Linked DNA regions of Homo sapiens: region 1 is linked to region 2. A link is an interaction called in ENCODE POLR2A ChIA-PET data of the cell type or tissue named here. Cell type or tissue: GM12878. All regions are shown on one strand. Links, peaks and the distances in the headings refer to the core of each region. The heading gives the core; the rest is flanking DNA.

Region 1 (2,926 bases), core at 169-2,668, 140 kb before region 2:
TCCAAATATCTAGACAAAAACACATGATATTTAGGAGTATTTTTATATGGAGAATAATTTTTTCTTGGTGATCCAAGAGATATTTTAGGATCATAGAGGAACTCTGTATTTTTATTCCGAATATTAGTATGTTATAGATGTGCCAATGTAATGATAAGAGTAAACAGAGTATTCTATTAAACTCCAGTGAATACTAGAATTTCTTATATTAAAATTATTAGGATCTCATGTGTTCTGGTGATTTCTACTGTGTATATCAGAGGCAGCAAATATGTTCTATACTAGATAGTAAGTAATTTCAGCTTCGTGTGCCTAACAGCCTGTTGCATTTACTCAGCTCTTCATTTTATACTAGAAAACAGCTATAGATAATATACAAGCAAATTAGAGAAGCTGTGTTCCAATAAAACTTTATTGAGAAAATGGGCAGTTGGCTGGATTTGACCTGAGGGCTATAGTTTGTTGATCCCTAATTTATATGCGGATGGTCCTTAAATTTCTACCACATTTTCTAACATTTCTCTTTAATGATATAGTTATATTTCTAACATTGGCACCTTAAGCCTAAAAGATCTAAAACAAAAATCAGAATATTATTTCTAAATCAGATGGCTGTACTACCAAATCTATTTCTCTTATAATTTCTCTTTCATCTTTTGTTCTCCAAAGTTCACTTCTCTTCTTTGCTTTCCAACTCTTCCAATCAGTTCTTAATTTTCTCATTTCTACTTTCAAGATATGTTTCATATCTGTCTTTTTCCTTCATTTCCTTTGTTACTGTCTTAGTTCAGGTTTTCATTAACTTGTCTGGACTCTTACTGTGGTCTCACATGTAGCATCTCTACTTCTGTAACCTTTCTGGTTCTTCATAGCTACCCCTGCCTGTTTAATCTTCCCATAGCATAGGACTGAACATAACACTTCTTAGTTCAGGAGACATCATAAGCTCCCGATTGTCCCAAAGCAATGTTCAGTCTTTCATAATCTGGATCCACTCAACTTCACCAAATATTATTTCTCATTTGACTTCCTTATAAGCTCAATTCCAGCTGAGGTAGACAACTTACTTTATCTTTCACGTAAACTCTGTGCTTTCCATTCTTCCTATCTTATATATTTTCTTGTGTTATTTGCCTATTTGTCTAGAACTGCACTGGCCAATATGGTAGATATTAGCCATACAGTTCCTCAGTAGAATTAGCTACACATCAGGTGCCCAACAGCTACCACACTACCTCACTAGTATGGTAGATACTAGCCAGATGTAGCTACTGGAAAGATAAGATCCTCTTCTAGACAGAAAAGATATAGAACACTTTTTTTTTTTAAACAGAGCCTCCCTCTGTCACCTAGGTTGGAGTGCAGTGGCACAGTTTTGGCTCACTGTAAGCTCTGCCTCCCAGATTCAACTGATTCTCCAGCCTTAGCCTCCTGAGTAGCTGGGAACATAGGCGTGTGCCACCACGCCTGGCTAATTCTTGTATTTTTAGTAGAGACAAGGTTTCACCATGTTGGCCAGGCTGTTCTCAAAACTCCGGGACTCAAACAATCCACCCACCTCAGCCTCCCAAAGTGCTGGGATTACAGGCATGAGCCACTGCACCCAGCAGAACATTTTCATTACTGTAGAAAGATTTATTCAATAGCACTGCCCTAGAACTTCCTCCTCACATTGCCTCACATTTAATCCTGTGTGATTTCTATTGCCTAGAAATACTACCCTTATTTCTGGTATGCTATGGCACACCACCCCTTTCTGTCATAGCATTTTATTGATGTTGGGCTTATGGTGTTACTACCTCCGATCCTGGAATAGAGTGACTTAAAAATATGCTATGCTCTGTATAGACTGCTATTTTCATTTGTTTCTTTATTAAATTTCTTTGTTAACAATTAATCCCAATCCATTATATAGTAGGTATTCAAAAAAGAATTTGACAAGCCTCATTGAAATATTCTTTAAAGTTTCGTATATATGAAAACATTTCTCTAACAAAGAGTAATGACTTTGCTTCATAAATTTACCAGTTGGAATTAGCATGAAATTTGGGACAGGGAAACTGTTTGTAGGAATATTATATTTTAGAAAGCCTAATGATAAATCGACATGATTTCCATCAATTTATTTTCACTGGTTTTGGCAGGCAGCATAGTGTAATGAAAAGAAGATGGATGTGGGTACCAGACTACCCTACTTTAGAATCCTGTTTCATCGATTACTGAGCCAGCTTAGCCAAGTGACTTAATTTCTCAGAGCTTCATGGAGATGGTAATAGCTACCCGCCTTAGTTGAAACTCCTTGATAGCAAATGGTAGAAATAGAATCAAACTAGCTTTTTAAGAATAAAATGTTAATGGACTCATGTAACTGAAAGCGTCTTCAACATGGCTGGATCCGGGTGCTCAAATAATGTTATGGCTCCATTTTCAGGCAAAACTCTGATACATGATAGTGAGATGGCCACTAGCAGTTGCAGGATCATATGCTCTTTACAACTCAGGATCCAAGAGGAACAAAAGAACTTTTCCTTAACTCTAGCAGCATTCCAGGGGGTACTGTCATTGGTCTGTCTTTAGTCAGGAACATCCCTGTATCAACTGTGGCTAGGATATGAGCGGTCAGATAAGCCAAGCCTGGATTAAATTGATATGAGAAGGGGCAGGGAAGTGCTGGGTAAAGAAGGGCGGGGTCCCTGGCTAGGGCTCCATCCTTGAGCCTGTGCCCATGGACCTAAATGACGACAGGCATTTCTGTTTTCATGCCCAAAAAGTTGTCTTTTGGCCAGCCACGTTCCCCATCCTGTGCCCATAAAAACCCCGAGACCCTAGTGGACACACACACAAGTGGCTGGATGTTGAGAGGGGCAGAAGAACACATCAGCAGACACCAGCAGGCCAGTGATGGTGGAATGATGCATATGCCGAG
Region 2 (2,926 bases), core at 144-2,643:
CATGCAGTTTGAATGGAATTCACCCCATTCTCAGCTACAACCACGGATCTTGTTTGCTTTAAACCAATCATCACTGCCCAATTTTCTGGCCTTTGATTGATTTAAAGGTGAACACATGACCGCTTTGGACCAATGAGGCTCAGGTGGTATTTTGTGAGGGTCTCTGGAATAGAAAATCATTTCTCTTCTGACAGAACTACAAGGCAAGGCGCAATCACTGATGGTGAAAGATAAAGATCATTATATTAGGAACTGTTGGCTGTCATACTGCTAATGTGAGGTGAGTTAGCCTTAGAAAGAGGATGCTACCTTGAAAGGCAGGGCAGATCTATGGAAATAAACTGAGTTTGTGGTGACATTGATAGCCACTTTAGTTCATCAGCTGAATCCCAATCTACTTGGTTTTTTCAGCTCTGTAAGCCAACAAATACCCTGCTAGTGTTTTAGCCTATGCCAGTTGTTTTTTCTGCTGCTTGTTAATAAGACACATACAGTCTTGGACAAATTATATAAAAATATGAATCTTTGGCCAGGCATGGAGGCTCACGCCTGTAATCCCAACACTTTGGGAGGCCGAAGCGGTCGGATCACAGGGTCAGGAGTTCGAGACCAGCCTGGCCAATATGGTGAAACCCCGTCTCTACTAAAAATACAAAAATTAGCTGGATGTGGTGGCACATGCCTGTTGTCCCAGCTACTCAGGAGGCTGAGGCAGAAGAATCGCTTGAACCCGGGAGGCAGAGGTTGCAGTGAGCTGAGATCATGCCACTGAACTCCAGCCTGGGAGACAGAATGACACTCGGTCTCAAAAAAAAAAAAAAATTCTGAATCTTTGAATGTTATCGTATAGCTTTTTAAAAGACTAGATTAAGCTATGGATGTAAGCACCAATGCATTTTTTTAAAAGTATATTGGATGAATGAGTTAAAGTCTAAGTGAATTCAGCAAGTTTGTAACCCTTGAGCTCTTGTGAGCTCAATCTGCCCTCAATCATCTGAGAATGAACAAAACAGACTCAACCATTTTGTGTCATCCAGATGAATAGAAAGGGCCTGAATATATTCTTTTTTTATATTTTTTGTCATAGGCCCTAGCGTTTTCATCTGCTCAGTTTTTGAGTGTGCTTGTTAGGGCTTTAATGCTAAACTCAATGTAAGCTGGGTTTATGTAATTTAGTGGTTTCTAGACTTAGGCTTCCTAAATGTTCCATTAGACAAGAAGACAAAATATGAAACAAAATAACATCAAACTACCATTAACAATTAGCATTGTCAGAGTCAGTAAAAACTGTTTTGAAATAAAGCAGCTTTTCAGGCCAGTATTTGAGAACTAATGATAGAGTTTTTTTGTAGGCAATGAATGAAGTGTTGTGGAACAAATGTGGATTTGGACTTTCAAGACCAACTTGAACCAGAGTCTTGAATCTGCAACTTTACTAGCTGTGGCTTCTTTTTAATTGATTAACTTTCTTTTTCTGTAAAATGGGAATAATGATTCCTACCTCTTACAAGCGTTGTGGTAGGAGGTATTCCAAATGAGATAAATATGTGAAATCACTAAAACTTCCAGAATACATGGAAATAATATATGTCTGTATTGGCAAATTATGAGTGTAGTAATGAGGGATTTACATGGACACATTTACATTCTTTAGTTCAGACTCCCTTTGACGACACATAACAAACACACACAAGAATATTTGCCCTGTGTCCAGCACTCTTTTGAGAATTTCTCTCTTCTCCTCCTTCTGATATCCCAACCAACCAACCAGTAGGAATGTGCCCTAGAAACTATGTTTTACAGCTCAGTCCACATCTTTTCACCTTACAAATTACTTATTGTTAGTTTCTTGGGAAAGTAAAATTGAGATATTAAGATTCTATGAAATTGGTTGGTGGTATTGAAGACTGTGCTGCTGCTGCTGCTACTGCTCCAGAACTCTAGTGGAGATATTACAAATGGGAGCAGAAAAAGTGAGAAGGTGGTCTGTAGAGACAGAGCACAGCACAGAGGTAGAAAGGTTGAGATAAAGAAACAATGCAGTGAGAGAAGGAGAGAACACAGACATAGAAACAGAGACATAAAGGCACCAGACACGAGAGCAGAGATAATTTAATAAGGCCGTAGTTTCTCTTGGATTTCCAGTTCCTTCTTTTAGTCAATTCTGATATTTAGCACACTGCACTGCACCAGATATCTTGTCGCCTTCAAATAAAGTATTTTTCCCCCTTAAACATGCTAATTTGGGCTTGTATTATTTGCAATCAATAGAATTGAGAAAAACACTCTATGTCATATCTGAACTAGTATATCAGAATGGTTTTCTGCCATTGGTAACAGAGACCCAGCTCAATGGCTTAAACACACAAGGGTTTATCCTGTCACATTAACAAAAAAAAAAGTGCAGAGTAGCAGTCCGGGGTTGGAATAGGGTCCACAAAGTCATCTGGGGCCAGGCTTCATCTATCTTTCTCTTACATCACAAGTGACTTCTGTCTACAAGGCCCCTCATGGTCCACAATTGATTGTTTTTACAACAGCTTTCCAAAGAGCAGAAAGAAAAACAAGTAGAAGAGCTTGTACTTTCTTTTCTATTTATGTCACCTCTGCTTACATCTCACTAGCCAGATATAGACATATGGCCCCATCTACCTGCACAGAAATCTCAGAAATGTAATTTTTCAGCTTGGCCATTGCCCAGGGTTCTGTTACTAGGGAAGAAGGAGAGAATGATTATTGGGAAGTGAGTAGTGAGTAGCAAACTGTATCCTTTCAGATATATATATATAGCCTCCAATACTATCTGCAAGCCCTCAAAAGAAGGGCACTTACCTTGAGTATAAACGGTGGTCCCTAGTTATAAGACAACAACTCAACAATGAGTGTCTCTGTGTATATGTATGTATATATATATATATATATATAT

The links. ChIA-PET counts read pairs that join two places held together with the same protein. Peaks named below come from ENCODE experiments on the same cell type or tissue, not always from the same donor. Only the 100,000 strongest peaks of a DNase experiment are listed, where the experiment ranks them.
Region 1: POLR2A ChIA-PET joins it to region 2 with 8 read pairs; 5 of 35 experiments call an interaction of 5 or more read pairs at or near these places.

The regions. Positions count from the first base shown.
Region 1 is chr12:92,351,408-92,354,333 of GRCh38, forward strand. All of the region lies in intron 2 of LINC02391 (long intergenic non-protein coding RNA 2391), which reads right to left. The region is part of intron 1 of LOC105369902 (a long non-coding RNA gene); the gene reads left to right. Among named protein-coding and RNA genes, the nearest start is that of LINC02391, 11 kb to the right of the region's middle. In GM12878, for the core only: no CTCF peak of the experiment used is centred there; no DNase peak of the experiment used is centred there.
Region 2 is chr12:92,489,858-92,492,783 of GRCh38, forward strand. No RefSeq gene overlaps it. Among named protein-coding and RNA genes, the nearest start is that of LINC02397, 25 kb to the left of the region's middle. RefSeq lists an enhancer at 2,443-2,582. In GM12878, for the core only: no CTCF peak of the experiment used is centred there; no DNase peak of the experiment used is centred there; H3K27ac peaks cover 950 bases.